Linked DNA regions of Homo sapiens: regions 1, 3, 4 and 5 are each linked to region 2. The links are chromatin loops, found by intact Hi-C in ENCODE. Cell type or tissue: MCF 10A. All regions are shown on one strand.

Region 1 (5,000 bases), 140 kb before region 2:
TTTTTCTTTTTTCTTCTTTCGTTTTTTTTTTGTTGTTGTTGTTAATTTTATTGTGGTAAGAACATTAAACAGGAGATCTAGCCTGTTAACAAACATCTAAGTGTATAGCACCGTGCTGTTAACTATAAGGACAATGTTGGACAGCAGATCTCTGGGACTCATTCATCTTGCTTTGCTGAAACTTGACACCCATTGGTTAGCAACTCCCCAAACCCCTGGCAACCACCATTCTGCTCTCTGCTTCTACATGTCTAACTGTTTCAGGTACCTCATGTACGTGGAATCATGCAGCATTTGTGCTTGTGACTGGCTCATTTCACATAGCATAATGCCCCCAATATAACAGGATTTCTCTCTCTTTTAAGACTGAATATTACTCCACTGTATACAAATACCGCATGTTCTTTATCTAGTCATCCATTGATGGGCATTGAGGTTGTTTCCATATCTTGGCTATTGTGTGCACTCACTTTGATTTGATATAAAATTGGGTTTTCAAAATGGCTGCCTTCTTCTGCCTCAGGATGCAGAAACGTCGACAGCTCCACTTGGAGCCCTAAACTCCTACCCTAAACACATACCACATGGTCCTGCCAATCACCACTGAGGGAGCTATGCTGGGGTCCTTCCAAGGCCTAGGCTTGTTCTCTTTGTGGCATTCCTTGCCTTATGGATAACAGCTCTGCCTCTGGGCAGATGCCGGGGGACTAACGCTCCCTCCTCAGTGAGCCATATAAGTTCAGAGCAGGCTGCCCATCCCTGCCAAGCCTAGAGTACCTCCCCTCCTGCTGTAAGGAGCCTAGACACTACCACACTTGTCTCCAACAGTCTCTGCTGTGCTTCCCCTTCTGGCTTCATGAGCATGAGCAGAAGTCTTACTCAGCATGTCTCACAGGACTTTCGGGATCTGAGTCCTGCCCACCTCTTCCATCTCACGATTACCACTCTTACCTCCTCTGCTTCCTCCTCCTCCGCCTATCCACCCCAGCCCAAGCTAACTGAACCACAGACATGCACTTTCTTGGAGCCACAGTATCCTTTCCTTCTCTCTGGAATGGCTTTCTCTTTTCTTTATCTACCTATCTTTTCTTTGATAGGTAGATAAGTCCTACCCATTCTTTAAAACTCAGCTCAGATATCACCTTCTCCAGGAAGCCTGCTCTGACTCCTCCAGACTGAGTGAGACAACCATTCTCCATTCTTCCACCTCTGTCCTAGCACTCACCACAGATTTTGTAAGTATCTATCTATGGTCTAGTATCCCCGCTAAGCTGCATCCTTTGAAGGTGGGACATGCCTCTATCCCCAGATACCTCATCCTTAGCCCAGTGTTTGCTGTGTTTTCCATGTTCAAAAGGTGGTAAGCGGATGGATGAATGCGTGCATGCATCTCCAACCGACTGGCCTAATGGGCCCAAACTCATGAGTGCCAGCAATGCTGGTTACTGGGGAGCATGTGCATTTCAGCCTCACATCAGGACTGCCTCAGCTACCACCTCAATTCCTGACCTGAGCTGTATTTGGCTATATGAGTGTCCAGTTCCATTGCCAAGAGCTCCTTGGAATTCTCAGGATGCCAAAAAGGCATTTGGTTCCTGCCTTCTAGGAGAGAAGAAAATTGCAAAGTGCTTTGTGCTCCCTCTCTGCCTCCCTGTTCCCATGATATAACCATCACCCTTCCTGCCATTCAGAACTCTCACTCCAACCCATCACCTTCTGAGATTAAACAGCTGGAAGTCCCAGACAGCCCTGGACTTTCCTATAAATCAGGTAACTAAAAGCTAGGGACAAGCAGCTCCCAAAGAATAGGGAAGGTAGAGGGGCAGGAAGATTTTTGACAGAAGGCGGGTCAAAGCTATGGGTACATGGTTTCAGGAAAAAGATCAACTTCCAGCCCTTGCCCTCCTCAAACCCTGCCCACTCTCTCACCCTCCCTCAGCATTTGAAAAGTCAGGGGCCCCACATTTTTCTCCTGGGCCTGATTCCTGCTCACAATCTCACCTCCCACCTCCAGTGGGCGCTGCTGAGTTAATGGCCTGAACCATGTCAGTGGTGAGAGCATCCAGTAGGCTGGTGATAAACTCCATTTTCTTCCCTTCTGGACAGCCTAAAAGATAAAATGAGATTTGAAGGTAGATGCCAGATAATAATCAAGTCAACAGCTTTCTCAACTACCATCCTTTCCTAAACTTCTCAAAGCCCTTCTTGTCCAGCCAAATCCACTTTAGTGATTTGTTTACTGATCAGATGAGTCTCATAAACTTCCATAGTTCCTTTACCCATACCCCACAAAGGACCATCAGACCAAATAATGCTTTCAATTTTCTTCCATTCCACACATTTTTGCTAGACATCAACTCAGGCACCATGTTAAACGCTAGAGATACAGAGTTAACAATACAGAAGGTCCTTATCCTTGTAAAGTTCACATCTACAGGGGAACTCAAGCTAATAGCCAAGCAGTCGTCCTAAAGTGAGAAAAATACTGTGCTAGGGGTAAGAACTAGGGGCTGTGGGAGCACAAAGGAGGGAGAGAACCCCCAGTGGTCAAAGTTGACTTAAGTACACCTACCACCAGATCCATCCAAGAGCCTCCTCCTTTTTTCACTTCCCTCCTCAACCATCTTACATTATAACTACAGCATCTCTCTTGTAAATACTCCCAAGTCCTTGTTCCTTTTTTCCTCCTTGTATTATTCCAGGAAAACACAGTAAAGCACAGAAGAACCTTCTATAGATGTGCCTTTTCCATGTCTACACCACGTAGCTGGGGAAAACACCACCACACAACTGGATAAATGGGTGTCCTATAAAGTCACGATCACCAGCACCAAATGGGCCCTCTACACTACTCCCAGTGCTCCTCTCCAAAGCAACTCCACATAGAAATTAGCAACTAGCTCATTCTCTTCTGTCCCCAAATCCTCCAGGTCTCAGGTTCAACACTTGCTTCTCAGAGAAGCTGTGGAATCTAAAGCAGGTTCTCCCTGCCATTCTCACAGCATGTTCCGCTTTTCCCTCAGAGTACCCACCACAACTATCTATAAATGCCTGTATTCATTTATTCATATCCAATCTGTCTCCTCCACTCTGTAAGTCTCATGTCAACTTTGACCACTAGATTATACCCAGTGCCTGGCACATAGTAGAATCTCAATTCACATTTGTTGAGGGGTTAGCTAAAAGGGGTACCCTGGCCACCATGACTCCATTCTTGTGATGGGGTGATTTCTACAAACCTCGTGTGGAAAATCCCTGACTCTTAGAACTCTCTGCTTTCAGTTCTCACTTGGAGTCCTGATAGGTCATGGGAAGGTGGCCCATTTCCCACCAGCACTAATCTGACTTTGTGCTGTGTAAAGACAATAAGATTCCAAGCCACCAATATTTAGTAATGTTACTGTAACTTGCAGGCAGAGATTGCTATAAATAAGGGGAAACCCGCACATCAGCCATTTGGAGGTACCAGGGCCCTGCCTATGTGTCTTGTGTCACACTCCATGGTCGTCCTGTGTCACCAGGGGTCATCTGCCTCTTCAGAGCAAGCAACAGACACTGTCCACATCGCTCAGGACAGCCCCTCCCTATAAGCTATCTTATCCTCACAGCTCTGGAAAAAATAACTCACAGTGCTCAAAACATTGTCCTCATGGACCTCAGATGGACAACGCATTGTGGAACTGCAGACGGGATTTTAACCCGATGACTGCATTATAAAGACGAAGAGGCACAAGGAAGAGAAGCAATGTGCACAAGAGCAGAGCTAATTAGGGATAAATCCCAGACCAGGATGTAGATCCCACGGCTCCTGGCTCCATCTTACACATGGGGAAACAGACAAAGAGGAGACAGCTTCTTCTGCATAATGAGAGGGTGGAGGAACAGAAGGAGGTGATGGCGCCGGCAGGGCAGCATCGTCTCCCACCTGGTAGCTCCCTGTCCTTGAAGGGGTCATCCGCCTCTGTAGTCTTGGCCCTGGCGTCGCTCTCACAACTGGGCATCACGTAGCTGGGAAAAGAGAGATATGGGGGGGGTTGGGAGGGGCTGGCAACTGAGCCTACTTCAGTCACTACTGCCCAGCAATGATCTATGTTGTCACCAAGCCTAAAGCACTGAGGGTGGGCAGAACGATATCTCTTGCGCTGCCCGGCAGCTACAAGGCAATCTTAGCATCAATGTTCCCACTGAGACATGTTCAGGCATGTCATTTCAACCACTCAAGCATAATAACAATGATACTTGAGCTGCACGCAGTATCTTTTTTGATCCATGGAAGCTAGTGGCTTAGAAAGGGCAATAATCTCATCAGGAAACTGACGTTCAGAGAGGTTAAGTACTGTTCCAAGGTCTTAAGTTAGAAAGAGACAGGCCTGTGACCAGAATCCAGGTCCCAGGGTCTTTCTACCTGAAACTCTTCTACTCATTGAAAACATGGCTCTCCCAGGCACTCATCTCCCACCAGACCAGGGCAGGAACACTGGGAGATGCCAGCATGGATAACAGCCAGCAGGTGCGTTTTTCCCAGGACCCAGTCTGGGGGGCTTACCGTGTGGAGGTCCCAGGCAGCGGGCGCCCTGTGTCCACCAGCACACACCAGCAGTAGCCAGTGGACTGGTGGCATTGCACTGGCTTATAGAGTCCCCCAGGGGCACATTCAGGGATGACAATACCCTCACGGGGATTCTGCTGGGCCTCTTCCAGGGCACTCTGCCTCTCCTGGTCACACGAATAGACTTTCTCTGCAAGAGAAGACACAGCCTGTGGTGACTATCACTCCTGTGATTTAACACTCCTGTCTTCTGTGCCCAGCATCCAAAGTAAGTAGCAAGGACCAGGCCTGGACCCAGGAACTGATGAGCTGCCCCATTGATGAATTACCACAGAGAGCTGTCTCCCATGCCAGCGCATGCTGAGGGGCCTGGAGGTTCAGAACCTCCCTGTGGCCATCTCTGCTGCCAGCATTCATTAGCATTCCCACCAAATAGGTTCAACTGCAGCAA
Region 2 (5,000 bases):
AAAGCTGGGGGCGCACTTACCCTGGGGCCTGTGGTGCGGTGGCCGCGAGCAGGGGACAGCTGCACCAACACCAGCAGCAAGTGGGGCGTGAGCAGGCGGGCGCAGCGCGCGGGCAGCATGGTGCCAGCCAGGCTGGGCAGCCGGCAGCGAGCGGGGTTCGCGGGCTCCGCGGGGCGCACAGCGCGCCTCCCTTCCTTCCTTCGCTCGGGGCCCTCGCGGCGGCGGGGAGCGGGCCGTGGTCCTGCGGCGGGGGCTCGCAGAGGCTGCGGTCAGGGGACACAGTCATGAACCGCGCAGGAGGGGAGCTGGAGCGCGAGCGTGTGCTCTGCGCGCGGCGCTAGCTCCGCTCGGCGGGGCCCAGGCGGCAGCAGGTTGGACGCCTGAGCCCGGGCCATGGGAATTCCCGTTATAAACCCCCGGGAGGGGCGGGGCGGAGCACGGCGGGCCTGATTGACGGGCCAAGAGGCCTGTTGAAGCCGACCCTCTGGCAGGTGAAAGCCAATGGGAGAGGGGCAAGAGGAGCCACTCGTGGTCAACCCCCCGCCGAGGAGCTCCGCGGGAGTAGGCCCCGGGAGAGAGTGGGATAAAGAGTAACTTTCTCCCGGCACTCCTGCCCGAGGAAGCCTGAGAGAGCCCCAGCAGCCGGCACCCACCAGAAGGCTCACCTGGCTAATAATAATGCCTTAAGCATGTATATTTCTTAGCTCAAGCTCGTGATTGTCCCAACATCCTGGTGAAGTAGGCAGGGAAAATACTCCTAGCCCCATTTATCAGATGAGAATGCTGTGACACGAAGGCGCCGAGAGATCTGCCTCCCTGCTGCATCTGGGAAGAGTAACTGGGAAGTCGCTGGATGACCCGCACAGGGTGGGCTGTGGCGTTGGAGTGGGGAATGGGAGCATCCACTTCTTTCAAAGACTCTCCCTGGGAGGTGACATCCTGAGTCTCACAGCGGCTGCCCCGGGAGAAGTCGCAAGGGACAAGGTGAAGCGTGTGCTGGGCATTGGCCGCTGGGGAGGGCCTCTTGGGTACGGTAACCCCCTACACACACACACACACACACACACACACACACACACACACACACACACACACACATCTCCCAGCCCTATGGTCCGTATGATCCAGGATTGGAACTCAGGCATCCTAGCTTCCCCCTCTGAACTGGAGGGCAAGGGGCAGCCTCTCTATAGCCCAGCAGCTCTGGAAGAGGCGGGCAGAGAGGCCCTGGTCCCCTGATGGGAGACAAGGAGGAAAAGTATAGATGAGGAGGCGGCAGTCTGAGGATGCAGAGATCCCAGAGATGGGGTAGAACAAGGAGAGGAGATCTCTCCCGGGTGCCCGACCCTCTTGGAGAGGACAGCTCAGCGGAGCTTCAGTCAGATGTTGGGGGGCTCTGCCCAGGGCCATCCCCGGAAGGCCATCTTGGGAATGGTCACAGCTGCATCACACCGGCTCCTCAACAGAGCAAGGTGCTCAGCTGCCTTCAGTGAGACTGACATCTCCAGGAAATCACAGGGAAGGGGGCGGGGGGGCGCAAAATGAAACCCAGAGCGATCTCCTTATGTGGAGAACAACCTTTAGTGCTTACTTCCATCAGTATGGGCTACTTCGCAGGGAGGGATTCTTTTCTATAATTTGATTGTAAGCATCAGTGCCACACTCCCCCTCCCTATCTGGTCTGAGAGGTCCTAAGATTAGCTCTGCTCCCTCAGGGCTTCTCTCCTGGATTCCATGAAACAGCTTCGCACCTGACTCCTGAATTCAGTTTTGCCCTCTCTCCACACTGGCCCCATCCAACCTCCACACGGCAGCCAGTGTGTCTATTCGCTATTTAGAAGCCAGTGATCCTTTTAAGCAGCAAACCGGAACTCACCATTCCCTGCTTAAACGACTTCCCCTCTCCCCATTGCCCTCTGACAAGAAAGCTCAGACTGGATGCTGGAACAATAACAAAGTACTTGTGGTTCTCCAAACAAAAATGAAGCGCACTTCTAAAAGAATGGTCTATCTTTTCCTCCACTGGGAATGAGTGCTTTGGTCAGACAGACTCTGGAGCTGTACAGCAGGGTTCAAATCCTGAGTCTGCCACCTAGTGGTATAAGCTTGAAGAAGTCACTTGACTCATCCAGGGTCCCGTTTTTCTCTCTGTAAAATGGGGATAAAAATAGTATCCCCTGCCATGAGATGTTGTCAAAAGTAAAGGAGATGGAGTCTTTAAAGCCCTTAAAATAATTAAGTGAAAAGTATCACAATATGGCATTTGAAGAGGACAGGACAAATGCCTCATCTCATTTTATCCTCAGAACAATCTTCTGAAATAGGTCAGACATTCCTACTTTACAGGTAGATAAGTGAATACTCCATGAGATTGTGACTTGCCTGGCCTCATTTGGCTGGCAAATGACAGAGCCGAGACGCCGAGACTCAAGGCAAGGTTTTTGGAGTCTAATTCTGCTTCCATCATGTGATGGCTGCAATCTCCAGTCTCAAATCCCATAGGGTTGGACGTTCCTCTGTGCTAATTGGGAATTTCTTCAGTGGCCTACAAGGTGAACTGAGACTGGTGAGCTCCACTGAGCTTCAGAGGAAAAGGATGTAAACATCAGGGGTCAGCCCTTCCTGGAAACAGCCCTTGTGACCTGGCATCCTGGAGTTTGCCCAGCTGGACTTGTGACACTTGTCCAGTACCGTGCCCTGTGCAGCACTGACATCAATATCCATGTGTCCACCTAAGTGTTCACCCTCCAGGGGCTCAACAGGATGGAACTGTTACCATCGGGCTCAGCAGTGTGACAGGCTTTTCCTGACTCTACCACCTGGCTACATTCACCTATCAAGCTGGTCAACTCCTTCCTGTTGCTGGAACTATTGAGAAATCTGCTGGAGTAAGTAAATATGCTTCAGATGGCCCTGAGTATCTGGCAGCACAAAGTGCCCAGGGAAAAAGCATTGCAATAGCCCTTTCCATCCCTAACATCAAATGCTGCTTTCCAGCCAGAAAGCTTATTTCCAAGTGTTCACTGGTCCAAAAATCTACATTATTCTGGATTTCAATCATGTAGTTTAGTTCAAACTATGAGCAACTGCTTTCCAGTTACTCTGCTCAGCAAGTATTTTCTTTCCCTCTGGTTGGCATATGAGGCCTGTTGTAACCATGGCCATCATTCAGATGATGCATTTTCTTCTCCCAACTCCTCCCAAGCCCAGAGAAGGTTAGGAATTCCAGAGAACCACTAGTCCCAAACAGTATCTCTCTGCCAGGCTTAATCTTCTGATCCAAGCAAAAAAAGTAAAATTGACAAGTTTCTTCTTTCCCTGGAGGCCAGACTCATGGTCCAAAAATAATCTGACTATCTTGGCATCTGGTTTGTCCAGTTTCAGTCATACTCCTTGTCTTGTGGGACTTCTATTTGCAATGGGATATTTCAGTAGATGAAAATTAATACTTTATATCACAGATTGAGGTCTGAAGGCCTCAAATATTTAGTACTAACTAGAAATGCCAGTTTCAAATATATCTGTGTTTCTGGCCAGGCGCGGTGGCTCACCCCTGTAATCCCAGCACTTTGACAGTCCGATGTGGGCAGATCACTTGAGGCCAGGAGTTTGAGACCAGACTGGCCAACATGGCAAAACCTCATCTCCACTAAAAATAGAAAAATTAGCCGGGTGCAGTGGTGTATGCCTGTAATCCCAGCTACTCGGGAGGCTGATGCAGGAGAATTGCTTGGGAGATGGAGGTTGCAGTGAGTCAAGATCATACCACTGCCCTCCAGCCTGGGCAACAGAGCGAGACTCCATCTAGAAAAAAAGAAATATATATATATATATCTGTGTTTCTATATAATCCAGAGGATTCTTTCCTCATCTCATCTTCAGAATAGAATCTTTTCATCCATTTTTAGTAAGCACTTTGATGCACCTCCTTCTACGCCTTGCACAATGTTCATTATTATGATGGATCTTTGGATGCACACCCAGCCCTCTGAGAGGTTACCATCTAATTTAAGACACAGACCAGAGAGATACCTGGGGACCACATTTAAGAGTAAAGCTGGCCAGGCACGGTGGTTCATGCCTGTAATCCCAGCACTTTGGGAGGCCGAGGAGGGCAGATCACAAGGTCAGGAGATGGAGACCATCCTGGCGAACACGGTGAAACCCCATCTCTACTAAAAATACAAAAAATTAGCCAGGTGTGGTGGCGGGCGCCTGTAGTCCCAGCTACTGGGGAGGCTGAGGCAGGAGAATGGCGTGAACCTGGGAGGCGGAGCTGGCAGTGAGCCGAGATTGCGCCACTGCACTCCAGCCTGGGCGACAGAGTGAGACTCCGTCTCAAAAAAAAAAGAGTAAAGCCTGCAGTGTGTTGTAGGAACTCAGAGTGAGATGACCCACTGTAGGCCTAATGGGCAGGAAGGTCTCATGATGGAGGTAGATCCTGAATGAGGCTCTGGAGCAGAGTGCTTCTATAACATAAATATATCCTGATTTATATTTGCTTCATTTGTTACAATAGCTACCAATGGAAAGAGGTACACTGTATCTAAGGTCCAAGACTTTTGTCAAAAACACTAGTGAGCTTAGAAGCTTGAGACATTAAGATTCCTAGGTTCTGCTTTTAGATTTATGACTAACTTGCTGTAACCTTAGCATTAGGCTAAGGTAAGTATTATTAGTCCCAGTGTGCAAATGAAGTTTACCCGCAGACATTTAACCTTACCAAAGTCACTCCTTTAGCTTTAAATACACATGACAAAAATAATTCGAGTGACAAACAATTTAGAAATTTAGCTCTCTCTTTGGTACACAACTCCATTGAAAGTTTCGGGCAGCTTCCTCCAAGCCAGGCTCCTTCTATTATTTCTCTGTCATAATAAGCAGCTCTACCTGGTGGTACAAGATGATTGCTTAAGCCCCAGCCATCATATCTATTTTCCAGCCAACAGGAAGGAAAAAGAGGAAAGAAGAGCATGCTCCTCTTTTTAAGGACACCTCCC
Region 3 (5,000 bases), 58 kb after region 2:
GGTGGTGCATGCCTGTAATCCCAGCTACTCGGGAGGCTGAGGCAGGCGAATCGATTGAACGTGGGAAGCAGAGGTTGCAGTGAGCTGAGGTGGTGCCACTCACTCCAGCCTGGGTGACACAGCAAGACTCCATCTCAGAAGAAAAAAAAAAAGAAAAGAAAAAAAAAAACCTACCTCATAGATGTGAAGATTAAATAAAATTATCATACATGCATGCTTAGCCTAATATTTGGTGTGCAGTGAATCTTAGCATTTAGTAAATGGTTACTGTTACCTCTGTATAAATATATGATAGCATATATGTGATTGTATTATGTATGCTGTGATCTCGCTTTTTAAACTTAATGTTCTATGATGGATATCTTTGCAAGTCAAAGCATGTTTTTATTATCCAGGGTTTTACTCAGCACTAACACATACCATAGGCTCAGAATATACTTGTCATGTGAATAAATTACTCTTGGCTCATCTTTTTTTCTCATTTTTGTTTTTTTGAGTCAGGGTCTTGCTATGTTGCCCAGGCTGGACTTGAACTCCTGGGCTCAAGGATTCTCCACCTCAGCCTCTCTAGTACCTGATACACAGACGTGCATCACCACACCCAGTGTGCCTCATCTTTTTAAGTTTGCTGCTGGCTGTAATGGTTGCCTTGGGTTCCAGCATGCGGATGTGCTATAAATTTATAACCAGTCCTCTGTTGACAGATATGTATTATTTATTGTGTTTAAATGATTGAAAGCAACATTATAAATACCCATTAATGGGTGCAGCACACCAACATGGCACATGTATACATATGTAACAAACCTGCACGTTGTGCACATGTACCCTAAAACAAGTATAATAATAATAAAATTAAAAATAAATAAATACCCATTAATGAGAATTCTGAGTAAATTTTGTACTTCAAGTATTTGCAAATGAGTTAAAACATTTCCACACCTCTATTACTTGTAGTCAAGTATGCCTGTAAGTCATTTCAATGATTTCCTCTAATAAAAATAAAGCTATTTCCATTGCGGGGGCTACAAGCCATGATTTCGACTGCTTCTCCACTGGAAGGCTGTCATGAGTGAGGGTTCCTCAGTGGGTAAGAGAGCCTGGCTGAGCCCCTCTTCTCCATATGCCTTTGTTAGTTTGACTCCTGTCTGCTTTTCCAGGAGAAAAAGAGTGACTTTTGTAGGTAGGAAATGACCACCAAGTGAGCAGTAAACATGGTGAAAACTTCCCTAAAGAAACATAATTCAGGAGACAGCCTGGAGCCCTAACAGCCTTTCTGTGTCGGCAGACACGGTGATTCTGAGGTCTTCAAACTGGGGTGTCACAAATGTATCACCTACAAGCACATCTCCCCCAACTACCCCAGCCGCAGGGGTCTGAAGCAGGCCCACCCTGAACTAGTCAAGATACAAATGGAGACCCTGGCCCACAGCCCATCACCCTTCTCTTCCCACCTCTAACAGCATCCTCCAGCAGAGGGGCCTTGCATGCACTTCTGTATCCAGATAACCTAGTTCCCATGTCCAGCTCTGCCTACCGCCCTCCCCACTGGCTAGACACACTGGGCACACTCCAGGGGTAGAGGTGCACACTCCAGCAGCCAGGAGAACCAGCAACAAGCCCAGGGAGGCCCTGGAAAATAGAATATGGTGCAGAAAAGTGGAAGTGCAGCAGGTAGGTACTGTGGATGCCTCATTCTAAGAGAGCAGCAACTGGAAGACAGCTGGAGCGGGACACTTGGAAGGCCAGCGCCTGGACAGAGCCCTGGCTTCCTGCTGTAAGGCAACACTGGTCTGCTGCATCCGGAAGCCCAGCCAAGGCTTTTCCACATCAGCGGTTCTCCCCGATGACGGTTTGCTACCCAGGGGCCTTGTGGCAATGTCTAGAGACATTTTTGGTTGTTGCAACTAGGGGAAAGAGTGCTACTGATATCAAGGGGGTAGAAGCCGATAGCGCTGCTAAACATCCTGCAATACACAGCCCACAGTCCTTGCCCCCAAAAAAGAACTATCCAGCCCAAAGCGGCAATAGGGCTGAGGTGGAGAAAAACTGGGATACATGCATGAGTGGGCAGGCCAGCAGATTTGGGTTCACATCCTCACTCTGCCACTGGCTTGTTCTGGGACCAATGATTTTATCTCTCTGTGCCTCCGTTTTCCCATTTGTAAAATGGGGTTAATGGTAACTGTTTCACAGGGTTGTTTTGATAAATAAAAAGGACTTGATATGTAAAGTGCCTGGCACATAGCAGGCCTTCAGAAGGCACTATAGGTGTTCCTTTATTAAATGGGGAAGGAAGTGGACTTCGTATTCTTAAATGTTGCTTTATGAACCAATTAGAAGTCTTGGAATTGGGAAGAGAAGATCTGAACCACATAAGCAAGAGAAGTGTATATTATTTCAGAACTACTGTGGTTGAAAGATCAAGGGGAAATTTGGATGTATAGAAAAATCAATACGAAAGTTGTGTTTATACACAGTGCTTTAAGAAGCTGTGAATCAGGTCAAGCTGAGTTATCCCTCTGGCAGGTTTTTCCGGCTTCCACAAAGGATTATCCATATGAAAACATCTTCCTTATCCCTTCCTTCCCCCGCATCTGCACTCCGCACCCCCCTCCCCGCCTCCCCAAACACCGCTGACGGGATTGCCCTGCACCTAAGGGACAGCAGGGCAATCCCATCAGTGATGACTTACTGCCCTCTGGTGGTAGAATTTATAAGTGCAGCTGAAATTTTGTCCGTTAGTTTGATTCCGGTGAACACAGCAAGTGCCCTACCACGTGTAAAGCATCACTTATTTAACAGCGTTCTAAGAGTTACAGGAAATGTAAAGACTGACCAACCCACACTCCTTTATAGAATCAGATGGAGACATGAGGGCTTCTGGGCAGCGGATGATAACTTGGGGCCCCTTCAAATCTCTTTAACATTTGTTTGGCTGGAGAAGGGATTCTCTAATAAAACAAAAATCATGTAATCCCTTATGCTTAAATAAGGAATTTCCTACATGTACCCATGTAAAGCTTTAATCATTCACACTTAACCAAAGAAGCTCATTTACAAGCATGTAGATATAAAGCAATGTCCAAAAGGTCTCAAAAATTTTTTGTCAGCAAAATGTTTCCAACTTTCTTGTAATTTTTCTTTTCTCTTCTGTTCTCTTTTGCAATTTTTTAAATTGGGCGATTTTTTGAGAGGCAAATTTAAGAATTTTAAATGTGGATAACAAGTCACCACTTATTGATAACACTGCCAAAACTAGTCCGAAACCTGAAAGCTGTCGTGCAACTGGGTGCCCAGAGAGTTGCCCTGCCGATCCACCCACTCACGTCTCTGCTCCTGTCTTCCAGAAGCTTATCCTCCGGTGGGGAAGCCATGGCAGGGAAACAAGGAACAGAAGGGCCTATGGAAGGTGTCCTGAGGGTTTCCAGATGTTTACCAAGCACCTTCATGGAGCACACACAAATGTGGCAAACCTTTAAGGAGGAAGAGAACACTCTCCTCCAAGGAGAGGTGGGCCCCCCCAGGACAGGAAGGATTCTGATCGGGGTCAGATCAGGGAAGCCCTTGGACGTCTTGCTAAAGAATTTGGATTTTAGGCCGGGCGCGGTAGCTCACGCCTGTAATCCCAGCACTTTGGGAGGCCGAGACGGGCGGAGATCGAGACCATCCTGGCTAACATGTAAAAATACAAAAAATTAGCCGGGCATGTTGGCGGGAGCCCATAATCCCAGCTACTCGGGAGGCTGAGGCAGGAGAATGGCGTGAACCCAGGAGGCAGAGGTTGCAGTGAGCCGAGATCACGCCACTGCACTCCAGCCTGGGGGACAGAGCGAGACTCCGTCTCAAAAAAAAGAACTTGGATTTTAATCCATTTCACACTGACGGCTGCTAAATGGGGTGTGTGTGAGTGTGCGTGTGTGTGTGTGTGTAAGTAAGAGAGAGAGACAGAGAGAGAGACAAGGAGGCAGAGAGACAGAGAAGGGCAGAGCTGGGCTTTGAGAGATTCCATGTCCCATTCTGTGTGGTAGAATAGACTGGAGAGAGTAAGATTCAAGTGCAGGAGAATTATCGGTTATGAGGGTTGAACCAATTCAGCCACTCTGGATTCTTGGAAGAGAAAGGCGAAGGCAGCAGGCATGTGGGGGCCATCTCCATGCCCCTGGCTTCTGTGGAACTCTCCAGGCCCAGGTCCCTCCTCTCTGCTGCTGTGTAGTGACTGATGGGAAGGGTGAGCTCAGGATAAGGAACCAAGCATTGCAGTGCAGCCCTTCCTTTCCCCCTCCCCGCGGGGGACCTGCTTCCAGGGGGCAGCAGCCACTTAGGTCCGGTCCTCCAGGTGGTTTTTCAGGGCGTTTTGACACCACACTCTTCTGGGTTTCTGTGGCCTCACTAGTCATTCTTTACCAGTCTCCTTTGCATCTTCTTCCTTTTCCCCAACTCTAAATGCTGAAGCACCTCAGGGTTCTGACTTCAGTCCTCTTCTCTTCCGTCTTCATGTTCACTTCCAGATCATCTCCTGCAGTCCCAGCGCTATAAATGCCACCCAAACGCTGATGACTTCCATTGTGCATCCTGACTGCCTCTAAAGTCCAGCCCCATACTCCACATCTCCACCTGGATGATGAAGGGACCGCTCAACATTTGCACATTTTATTCATGAATGGCCTCTCCCCAGACGTGTTTCTTCCCCAGGATCCCTCATTCCTGGAAAACCGATAAACCCATGGCTCAGCTCTCCCTCCTTTACCCCTGATGCTCTCCTCAGCTCTATTTCAGGATCAACACAGATCCAAGCCTTTCTTGCCACGCACTGCTCGCACTCTAGTCCACTGCTGTCCACTGGAAATATCACACAAGCTACAAACACAAGCCATGTATCTAACTGTAGATTTTCTAGATGACAGATTTTAAAGTAAAATGAAGCAAGCAAGATGAATTTTAATAAAATATTTAACCCCATACAGCGTGGTGGTCAAAATACAGTGTTATTTCCACGT
Region 4 (5,000 bases), 200 kb before region 2:
GTTTTGAAGGCCAGGAAAAGGAGGTTAGACTTGTTTGGGAAGGGAAACAGGAGCTATCAAGGTGAACTTTTCCTAAGAGTAGCCCAATAATAGTGCTCGGGAGGGAGTAATGTGTGCAAGAATAGAGTCAGGGAGACCAGCCAAGTGTGTGCCTCAGCATCCCTAGCACAAATCACACACTAAGCATTAAGATTGTCTCTGCAGTGAGAAAGGCCTGGGACCAAATTTGGGCTCCACCACTTACTGGTATTCATTAATCATTCATGCATTCATTCAACAAATATATATTGCGTGTGGTCTATGTGCCAGAGACTGTGCTGGGTGCTGGCAAAGAACACAGACAAGGTTCCTGCTCTCATGGAGCTTTTATTCTGATGAAGGAAACAGACCACTTACAGATAAATAAATAAACAAGATAAAGGGAAACAGATATGATGGAGAGTAGCTGGAGGGCCAAGCAGACCGGGCAGACAAGGTGGTGGCATGTAAGCTAAGACATTTAAAAAGAACCTGGTCATGAGACTATCTGGAGAAGGAAAGCTCCAGGCAGAGGAAGCAGGTAGTGCAGAGGCCCTGAGGCAGGAATGAGGACAAGATATTTGAGAAAACAGAACAAAGGCAGGCATGACCAGGCCGAGTGGGTGGTGGAAAAGTAGTAGAAGGTGAGTGGGGGAGTGGGGGCATCAAGGTCAGGCTTTGCAGGCTTGATCAGCGTTCTCACTGTGGTTCTGGAGCCAGCAGCATCAATGTTACCTGGGAACTTGTTAGGAATGCAAATTCTCAGGCCCCACCCAGACCTGCTGAGTCACAAACTCTGGGATGGGGCACCTCATTGTGTTTTATCGAGCCCTCCAGATGATTCCGAGTATGCTAAAGTTTCAGAATTCCTAGGTTGGATTATGCAGTTCAATTTTAATTTTAAATGCAATGGGAACCTATGAAAGATTTAAGTAGGGGAGCAGCATGTTATAATTTTCTTTAAAAAATTGTTTTTAAGCACTCCTGCTGAGGAGAGAATGGACCATAACAGGCTAAGAGAAATGGAAGCAGGGAGATAAATTAGGTGGTTATTGCAAGAGGCCAGGTAAGAAGAGAAAGTGGTTTAAGTAGGGTGGTGTGGCAGAGAAGACGGTTCCAAGCAGAGGGGGACCACGCTGACAAATAAGCGCGGGCCACTCACGCAAGCCCAACAAGGCAGAAGGCAGAAGGCAAAAGTGAAGGCCAGAGAAAACTGGACACCACCTTTCCAGAGCACAGTTCAAAGGCAATGTCCTCAAAGAAGACACTCCACCCTCCTCCCATTTCCTCCCTATTGCCTAAAAATAAGAAGGATACGCGGCCTATGGCAAACCTTGGGCAGGCACGTGGGAGCTGAGCTCTTGCAAAGGGCAGATAGTTCCTCTGGTGAGAGAGAAAAGGAAGGGCCAGTGAGGAGTGAAGGAAGAGACGAACAGAGAGCCCGAAAGGCTGAGAACGTTGTCTGGCTTCCTGAAAGGCTTAAGGGGTTAGCTCTGGAGGGTGAACTAAAAGCCCTAGTTATATTAAACACACACGCACACACGCACGCACACACATGCGCGCACACACACACACACATACACACAGTTGAAGGAGACCTGCAGTTTCCAAAAACAAGAGTTGTATTTTTTTTGTTCATATCATGACCCATAACAATCTCAAAAGAGAAACAATCTCTTGTCTTCCTTGTTTAGGCTTAGGAGAACCTGTAGTAAGTAAGCAGCAGCAGCGGAACTCAAACTCGACTCTTCCTACTGTCATTCTCTCTATTACACCACAAGGCATCAGAGGACCACTAGAGTCGCCTCCCTAGGGTTAGGGTTAGGGCAAGGTAAATGAAGTGAGTCAGCAAGGGCAGGATAGGAACCTGTCTTTATTAACATTTTGATATTTTGTTTATCATGGATTTGTTGCATTAATTGCAACTTTTAAAAATCATTGCATTAAAATATTATTGATCTTGATTACTGAGTTTTTAGGTGTACCCTTAAATGTTGCACCTCTGACTTACTAGTCTCACCCTGATCCCTGTCCTGGATCTATGCCTGTCTGTTCTATATCAGCCTCTTGCTTTGACCATAAGAATAACTTCAGACCTTTAAGCATAGAGGAAATAGGATTTCTGTCTCCCTTCCCCACCTTTGTGATAATCTCAGCTTCTGCTTTTAAAGTCTATCTCCCAAGTAGTTTGCCTACTATGTTCCTCCCAAGGTCACTAGGTTCTGTGAAACTAGCAGCAGGCTAGATTGTCACATTAGCACAAAGGATCCACTATTCCTGCAGCCGAGCTGGGACAAGCACTTAGGCCCACTGACTCCAACCCTTCAATAGCCTGGGACCTACGTTGTCTCCAGGTGGTATAAAACAAGAATTTCCCCTTTGACTGGGAGAAAAAGGGAAGAACTCTAAATTGGAAAACAGGTCATCTCGAATTCTCACAGGTGGAAATTTCTGACAACCCCTTTGGGACCCACAATTCAACACACCCCAAATGGGGACAGTAGCTAACATGCAACCTGTAGGCTGTTCTGTCATCCAGTGCCACTGTGCTGCACACCACCAGGGGGCAGCATTCTCATTGGCTTCTATGTGCCTGGAGCCCAGTGCAGTTGTGCAACACTGCAGCTTTGCTTTAGTGTAGTCCCTGATGGGTTCAGTCAAGAAAATGTCTATAGAATCAGCTAATCTCCCATGCAGTTAAGTCTCTAATTGAAATATTTTCTCTGCTCAGCCCAGGGACAGCAATCTTTCCTGGATTTGCTATTTACAAGGATCTCTAGAAATTATCCACCAGAAATATGGGCTTTCTCAGAGCTTGAGTGGACAGGGAATTAAGGTGGAAGGCAGGGCGTTTTGACTGCATTTGACCCAAGTCCTGAAGAGCCAGCTCCTCTCTCTTCCTAATTATTAGAAGGTTTTGTTTGGACCCAGTGTTTCACGTGTATACAATACAAACTTCTCTCTTTTCTACTTGGATCAAATTTGTTCTCTCAAAATAAGATTCCCAGCAGTGAGAGAAGACAAGACAGAGAGATCCAACATCTCTAAAGCCATGAATCAGATAACCAGCCACTTGTTCTCTTCAGTGCTGGGAACAGATACACTGTTAAATAAAATGATTTTATAGATTCTTCTCACTGCCTTTCCAAGAAGGGGATTTATCAACTTCAGGGCACAGCAATCATTTATTCCCAGACTACTGGCATGCATATATATATATATTTACTTCTCTTGACTTAGAAAAAAGAGAGAATTGGAGTTGTGAATATTCCTGTCTCCCTCACCCCAGCCCCCTTGAAGTGAGTCAGGACAAACTTGGGGCCCAAATGGAGCTGTAAGTAACTGAGTCACATGCAGAGATGAAACCTTCACAGACCCACTGATATGGAGGTTGAAGATTAAATTCCCCTTTGAGAATAACTGGGTAACACTCATACAGAGACTACTTTCAAGAAGGCCAGATCCTCCCTCTAATGTATAGTGCAACGTTCCTAACCCTCAGCCCACTCCGTCATACCCCCACTCACATGAATACACACATAAGCAGTAATATAAAGCACTTCCCACCATAGGGCAGCAAAGAAGGAGGGAAATCTTTATTATGGAAGAGTGGAAGGAAGGAAGGGAAGGGAAGGGAAGGGAAGGGTAAGAGGAAGAATTCTCAGGGTGAGCAGAGGAATGACATGTTTGGGGCATAATGAAGATAATTGAAGTGCAGAGTTTGTATGGAAAAATTTGAAAATATCAGGTGGCAGGCCAGGCATGGTAGCTCATGCCTGTAATCCCAGCACTTTGGGAGGCCAAAGCAGGCGGATCACCTGAGGTCACGAGTTTGAGACTAGCCGGGCCAACATGGCAAAACCCCATCTCGACTAAAAATACAAAAATTAGCTGGGTTTAGTGGCGCATGCCTGTAATCCCAGCTACTCGGGAGGCTGAGGCAGGAGAATCATTTGAGCCTGGGAGGCAAAGGTTGCAGTGAGTCGAGATCATGCTACTACACTTCAGCCTGGGTGAGAGAGCTTTCTTTTTTTTCTCTCACAAAAAAAGAAAAGTTCAGGTTGCAGAGATGGATGGATGGATGGATGGATGGATGGATGGATGGACGGATAGATAGACATTACAGAGAGTTTCCAATTCTTAGGATGAATTGGAATCCTTAAGTCTTTATTCTGTAAGAAAGGAAGGGGAGAATAAAATTTTGTGATTTTAAAATATTTTCTACCCTGTAGAGCTACCCTACAAGGCATGAAAACCTTAAAAAAAAAGGCATCTACTTTAAAAGAATAATGTCTAAAAAATTAGAAATTCCCTCTTTTTGCCCTGACCTTTGGGAAACAGAGTGAGTGATCCTTTTGAGGTTTTTGGCACTGCCTTGCCTGTGATCATATCCTGAACCCTAGGTCCATAATCATGCAGTTACCTCAGATGTCCCTTTCCCTCTAGCCACAGGTAACACGCTCTCCAGGCACTGGGAAAGTGGGTAATTAGGAAAGCAGAGGAGTACCCATGGGCTGTGATGCCCAGTTATAAACCCAGACATTTCAGAATTAACAGAATGAGCATCAAGTCCTCAAATGGGTCTACATCCATAAACATGTCCAGCAGTCAGCTCTTTACTGTCAGTAGAGACAAAATGTTCCTACACTTTCCCTAGGGGAAGCCACATCCTCAGTAGGTTATCTCTGATGAGTCCAGCTAGTCACAGGTATGTAGAAGCTGCATGCAGCAGAGGGCTCAAAGGAGGGTCCAGAATAGATACCAAAGCAAAAGGGGAGTCTGTGCACGTTCTCACACGCACCCCGAAACACTCTTTTTGTTCACAAAATAGATGGTGTAGGGTAGTTCCAAGAGATCATTTAGCTCAGGTTCCTGCCTCCATAAAATAAATAAGCCTTCCATATTAGTTGTCTGTTGCTGTGTAGCAAATTGTCAGAAACGTAGAGGCTTAAAGCAATACCCATTTATTATCTCGCAAGTTC
Region 5 (5,000 bases), 150 kb before region 2:
TATTCATGGGATCTGGACTCCCTTCCTCTCCCAGGGCAGTTTCCATCTCTCCTTAGCCCAACCTCCCTGGACAAGGCCGAGAGCCAAGTGACTTATCAATTTTGACAACTAATGGCATGGGGCAATATAGTCCTCCCACCAGAAAAGAACTCGTGGAGTCCGCAGTACAATTGCAGGACTCCCGTCTTTATACACAAGGGTCAGTCTCCAAACAGAAGTTTAGTAGGCCCAGGATAGAGTCCTGGATTTTAGAAAGCTGGACTATGTGTCCAGAGTGCCCACCACCCACAGCAGGCAGAGGGAGAGAAATAAACAAACAGCAATGCCAATGCCTGTACAAAAGAACTATACAATTTACATATATATTTATATACAGCATATAAATCTCTTTCTTCTCAGCCCCAACAACACCCTCCCCCACCCCCCCAAAACCCTCTAAAAGTTGTCAGTAGCAGATCCAAAAACTTACAATAAGAGAGAGAATAAAGTCTTTCTTCCCTTTCCTTTTCCCACTGTGGTATTAGATATTGGTGTTTTAAAATGAAACCAAAAACAAAACACGCAAGTAAGAGTTATTAAAAGTGCAAACATGGTGGGCACCACTTATGTTACACGGGATGTGGCAGGGCCATGGGCAACGCTGAAGGTTAGGTGTCTGGTGATCCATCCTGCCTCCCTGGACTCTCCACCTGCCCTTGGGTTTTCTGCTCCTTAGACGAGGCGTCCTACTGAGAGAAGGAAGGAGAATGCAAAAAAAAAAAAAAAAAGGTCGGGGGCAGATATAAGCAAGAAGTTAGAGTTGGGCTTGTGAGAAATCCAGCTATGTCCATCAATTTCCCCACAAGTGCAGCCTTTTCCACCTGCTGTCCTCTATGAGGCTAGGTGGGGCACAGGTTGCCTGGACTTGCAGATGAGCATGTTTTACCAGCCTGTCCTTTGCCACTATGAGGCACCACCACTGCAACTGAAATAAGTCTGGCATTGGAGAGAACGAGGCTTGGCCTAGGGAAGTGTGGGTTGCAGGGTGTGCACTCTGTTCAGATCACACTACTCTCACATGCCAGCTTTTCAACCTGGGGCTGGGGTGGAAACGACAGGGGTTTGTTTACAGGTGGGGATGGCAGAATCCCATTGGCACTGACCCAATAGTTCTCTCGTGTCCTCAGCAAACAACCTGAAAATGGGAGCTTAAGTCACCTGGCCAATCCCTTCACCCCTGAGGAGCCCAGAAAGGGGCAACTTACTGAATGGGTTTGTGCCTGCTCATTTTGCCTGGGGGAAACTGCCAAGGCTACCACCTGCAACAAACCAGGAACATGTGACATTGAGTGGCCTTGACCAGAGAACTGGCACCTTCTTCCGTATGCTGGGTCTCTGTCCTCTCTGACCCTCAGAATAAAGAGCAGACTTGGGAAAGAGCAAAAAGTTGTTTGGCCCTACTTTTTGCTCTGTGAGTGTCTATGGCTCAGGTGAACTTATTACTGGCCAACGCCTTCACACAAAGTCCCTTTTCCATAAGGCCTGGCTCCTGCTGGGCACCTCTTTGCAATCCCTCAGCTATCCACTAAGAAGGGCTCTGGTGCTGATGTACCTGGACAGAACTGTCCCAGGTCTTGGTTCCCCGAGTCACAGAATGTCAGAGGTAGAAGGAATCCAGCAGCAGCTCAGAGCAGAGGGGCGACTTACACAAAGTCCCAGCCTCATTCTGCTGACACCCACATCTCCCCACAGGGTGCTGAGCCATTGTGGAAACTGCCACGCCTGCTCCAGCAGGTCCTGGCCTCTTGAAGAGGAGCGAGGAGCTGGGGGCAAGCACATCAAGAGCTGCCCCCCGCCACCACTCCGAGATGCTTAGGGCCACGTGACTCTGTGCATGCCCCTGAACCTCTCTGGGTCAGTCTACAGCCTGGGAGCTAGAACCACAGCTGTACGGCTTCTGCTCTGCCTCCCTCTCAGAATTGCCTTGAGGATCCACTGAATTCATGGAGGAGGAGAAAGGGCTTTGAGGAGTGTACAGCGCTGCAGAACCCAAGCCCACCCGCTGGTCATGTGAGCCACAGCTCCATGTCCCCTGGGTTATGCCAATATTCCTTACAACTGAAGAAAGGAGAGCGGACATGGGGTGGAGTGGGCGTGGGGTGGATATCGGTTTATCCAATTTTACAGAGGAGGACATGAACTCTAAAAGAAGGTGACAGCCCCAAGGCAGGCAGGTGGGAAGCGGCAGAGTCAGGCTGCTGACTTCAAATCCCACCTTTCCTCCACTCCCTCCAGCAGCTGCTTCTCTCCTTGCTGAGTAGAAAGGTCAGCACATCTAAAAAGGAGGTGCACAGCAGTCCTGCCCACCAGGCTGAGATGTGTGAAGCAAAATGGACAGCTAGCCGTAACCAGCTCTTTTTCATGGAGGCTTATGTGCTAATCCTGTTACCTAAGTCCTATCAGTTAATCCTCAGAGCGACTTTATTTGAGAGTGATAAAATTATCTCCATCTTAGGATGATGAAACTGAAGCTTGGAGATATCAAGTAACCCACCCAGGATGGCACAGCTTCCATGCGGCAAAGCAAATTCCGACCTAGCTAGCTGCCTCCAGAATCATGCTCTGAGCCATCAGGGAGGATGGAAGAGAAGAAGGCTGAGCCCCAGGCAGTTGGCATCCTCAGACAAGGCAAAAGAAGAGCGGATAGTTCTGAGAAAAGGAGGCACTAGACCCCACCCCGCCTGCCTCACAGGACAGTGACAATGATCCCAGTGAAGGTGCTTTATAAATTGGGAAAGTGAAGAAAGAGGCATGTTATGCAGAGAATTCAGCTCTCCAGGGAGGAGTCTGGTTGGTAAAATATCTGTGATCCAGTGGAATTTCCAAAAATTCAGTCCCTTGGACCCAAAACTCTACTGGTCCCCAAGCTCGGCATCCTTCCCCCAGCCAGCTTCTGTCCCCACCTAGCATGCAAGCCCCTCGCAGCCCACCAGGGGGCACCGCACGACACGGGATGGATGACCGACGCATAGGCTCTGCTCCCGGAGCCCCTGCACACCATTGACCACAGGGGCTTTTTTCTGCCGCCCTGCAGAGCAGAGGGATGGAGGGGGCAGTTCTGAAACTCATACCTTCTTTCCCGGACATGTTCCTCTACCGCTACCAATTTCTTTTGTGCCTTCGCTATGTACCAGGTACCGTGCTAAGTTCTTCACACACATTATCTGATTACATCCTCACCAAATCGTTGAGGTAGGTACTATAATCTCCACTTTGCAAATGGGGAAACGGAGGCTTAGAGAGTTTAGGTAACTTGCCAAGGATTAAAGATCCGGTAATTGTCAGAGCTGGGATTAAAATCAAGCCAGGCCCATCTGACTTCAGGGCCTCTGCACTTACTCCAGCCCCTACTTGTGCCTGATCATGGTATACCCACACTGCTCCTGGGCCTCTCAATAGTGGTCCGTCATCCCATAGGCACTGCCTGCCTGGAAACTGTGGGCTTCCCCACTCAGGTTGCTGGTGGCACCCTCACCCCCTGCAACACCTCTACTCCTGCCCACGCTGCCCCCAGGCTGGTCTGCTCCCCCTCTTCCCCAGACTCCCCCACTGGCCACTCCCTTGGCTTCACCAGGCAACCAAGACTGGCCTGCTCACACAAGGCGACATCTTCAAACACACTGGGGTCCTTCTCCTGGAGGGGACAGCAGTCTGGCCCAGGAATCCTGAGGCTGGGCCAAGCGCCAGCAGTGGTGGTACCTCACATGTACCCTTGAGCAAATCGCTACTCCTCTCTGGGCTAGCCTTGACTCCTAGACTGCAAAATGGACTAGAGGACCCACAGAGCCTTCTAGCTCTGGGCTGCTTGGGTCCAGAGCAGTGTGTCCTGTGGTGTGTGTTGAAATGGAGAGTGGGGACACAGGAATCCTTTCTGCCTCTGCATAGGCTTTAAGTCTACTCAGCCTCCACTTCACCCCACCCCATTGATTAATCCTACATACCCTCTTCCTCTTATCTCAATGTTCTACTCTCCCTCACTCCATCACACTCATACACACACATATGCAGACACATGCACAGACATACACAGACATATGCACAATGCATGCACACATGTGTATAGACATGCACACATAGCCATACTTAAAGACATAAGTGTAGACCATGTACAAACAGACACAGACATGAACACAGACAGGTGCACACTCAGGCCTACCCACAGAGACATGCACAAACAGACATGTGTATATACATTCAGAGACATGTCACAGACACGGGCTTTCTGGCCAGACTTTCCATAGTCCTACCTTTGAGGTGAGAGGTTCAAGAGGGTGTATTGGGCCAAGAAGAATGACAGTTGCACTCCAAAGCACCCTAGGGGCCTCTGTGGGCAAAGCTATGAGGATAACTGAAACTAACACTTGTCTGCAGCTGAGCCTGGATTGAGGAGGAACATCCAGATGACCAGGGATCCCTAAATCTACATTCTACTTCAGTTTTCTCTGGATGCTTCTGTCAGGTCCTGTATGTCAGCTGGGACTGGCAGACACCTGGTGCCTGGAAAGGCTTCAGAGGAAGGCTAGGAGGAGTCCCTGAGCTCGGTGGATCTGAGCTCACCACACTCAGCCATTGCTTGGCTTCCGTGTGCTGTGCAGACCAGAACTACTAGCACGGGAAGGGGGCCGAAGGCAGGGGCAGTACAGAGCATCATCGCTTAGCCCAGGAGTGCCCCTGGTATGCCTGGGGTCTACATTGACACTGGATGGTCTCTTCCCGACATTGGCCATCTGACTGTGCTCTGCGAAAGGACCACAAATTCCAAGCGTGTCAGAGCATAATGTCACCGGAAGGGGCAACCCCCCCATCCATTCATTCCTTCACTTATTCATTCATCTAACAAGGACTTAATGAATTACCAGGTGCCATGTACGGTGCTAGAGGTTAGGAATTGAGAGAGAGAATCCTTTTGGCTTCAAGGGGTAATCGGAAGAGTAAACTGCAACACAGTGTAAGTTCATCTT

Evidence for each region. Peaks named below come from ENCODE experiments on the same cell type or tissue, not always from the same donor. Only the 100,000 strongest peaks of a DNase experiment are listed, where the experiment ranks them.
Region 1: a loop joins it to region 2, with 15 times the contacts of the local background. A loop is called at or near these places in 40 of 110 quality-filtered maps.
Region 3: a loop joins it to region 2, with 9 times the contacts of the local background. A loop is called at or near these places in 9 of 110 quality-filtered maps.
Region 4: it touches region 2 in a loop (13-fold over the local background); 4 of 110 quality-filtered maps call a loop at or near these places.
Region 5: it touches region 2 in a loop (15-fold over the local background); 39 of 110 quality-filtered maps call a loop at or near these places.

The regions. Positions count from the first base shown.
Region 1 is chr14:70,010,493-70,015,492 of GRCh38, reverse strand. SMOC1 (SPARC related modular calcium binding 1) reads right to left here. Exons shown (of 12, transcript NM_001034852.3): 8 at 4,547-4,739; 9 at 3,926-4,008; 10 at 2,002-2,107. Among named protein-coding and RNA genes, the nearest start is that of SNORD169, 35 kb to the right of the region's middle. RefSeq lists an enhancer at 3,681-4,880. In MCF 10A, a CTCF peak has its summit at 2,013; a DNase peak (open chromatin) is centred at 2,032.
Region 2 is chr14:69,874,798-69,879,797 of GRCh38, reverse strand. It overlaps SMOC1 (SPARC related modular calcium binding 1), which reads right to left and starts at 382. Exons shown (of 12, transcript NM_001034852.3): 1 at 21-382. The coding sequence starts at 119. RefSeq lists a silencer at 195-284. In MCF 10A, a CTCF peak has its summit at 2,125 (motif pointing left); DNase peaks (open chromatin) are centred at 437 and 2,067.
Region 3 is chr14:69,816,584-69,821,583 of GRCh38, reverse strand. No RefSeq gene overlaps it. Among named protein-coding and RNA genes, the nearest start is that of SLC10A1, 22 kb to the right of the region's middle. In MCF 10A, CTCF peaks have their summits at 2,492 and 2,704 (motif pointing left); a DNase peak (open chromatin) is centred at 2,703.
Region 4 is chr14:70,071,720-70,076,719 of GRCh38, reverse strand. The region is part of intron 2 of SLC8A3 (solute carrier family 8 member A3); the gene reads left to right. Among named protein-coding and RNA genes, the nearest start is that of SNORD169, 96 kb to the right of the region's middle. RefSeq lists a silencer at 2,494-2,788. In MCF 10A, a CTCF peak has its summit at 2,568 (motif pointing right); a DNase peak (open chromatin) is centred at 2,599.
Region 5 is chr14:70,025,970-70,030,969 of GRCh38, reverse strand. It overlaps SMOC1 (SPARC related modular calcium binding 1), which reads right to left. Exons shown (of 12, transcript NM_001034852.3): 12 at 1-728. The coding sequence ends at 712. Among named protein-coding and RNA genes, the nearest start is that of SNORD169, 50 kb to the right of the region's middle. In MCF 10A, a CTCF peak has its summit at 2,981 (motif pointing right); a DNase peak (open chromatin) is centred at 2,979.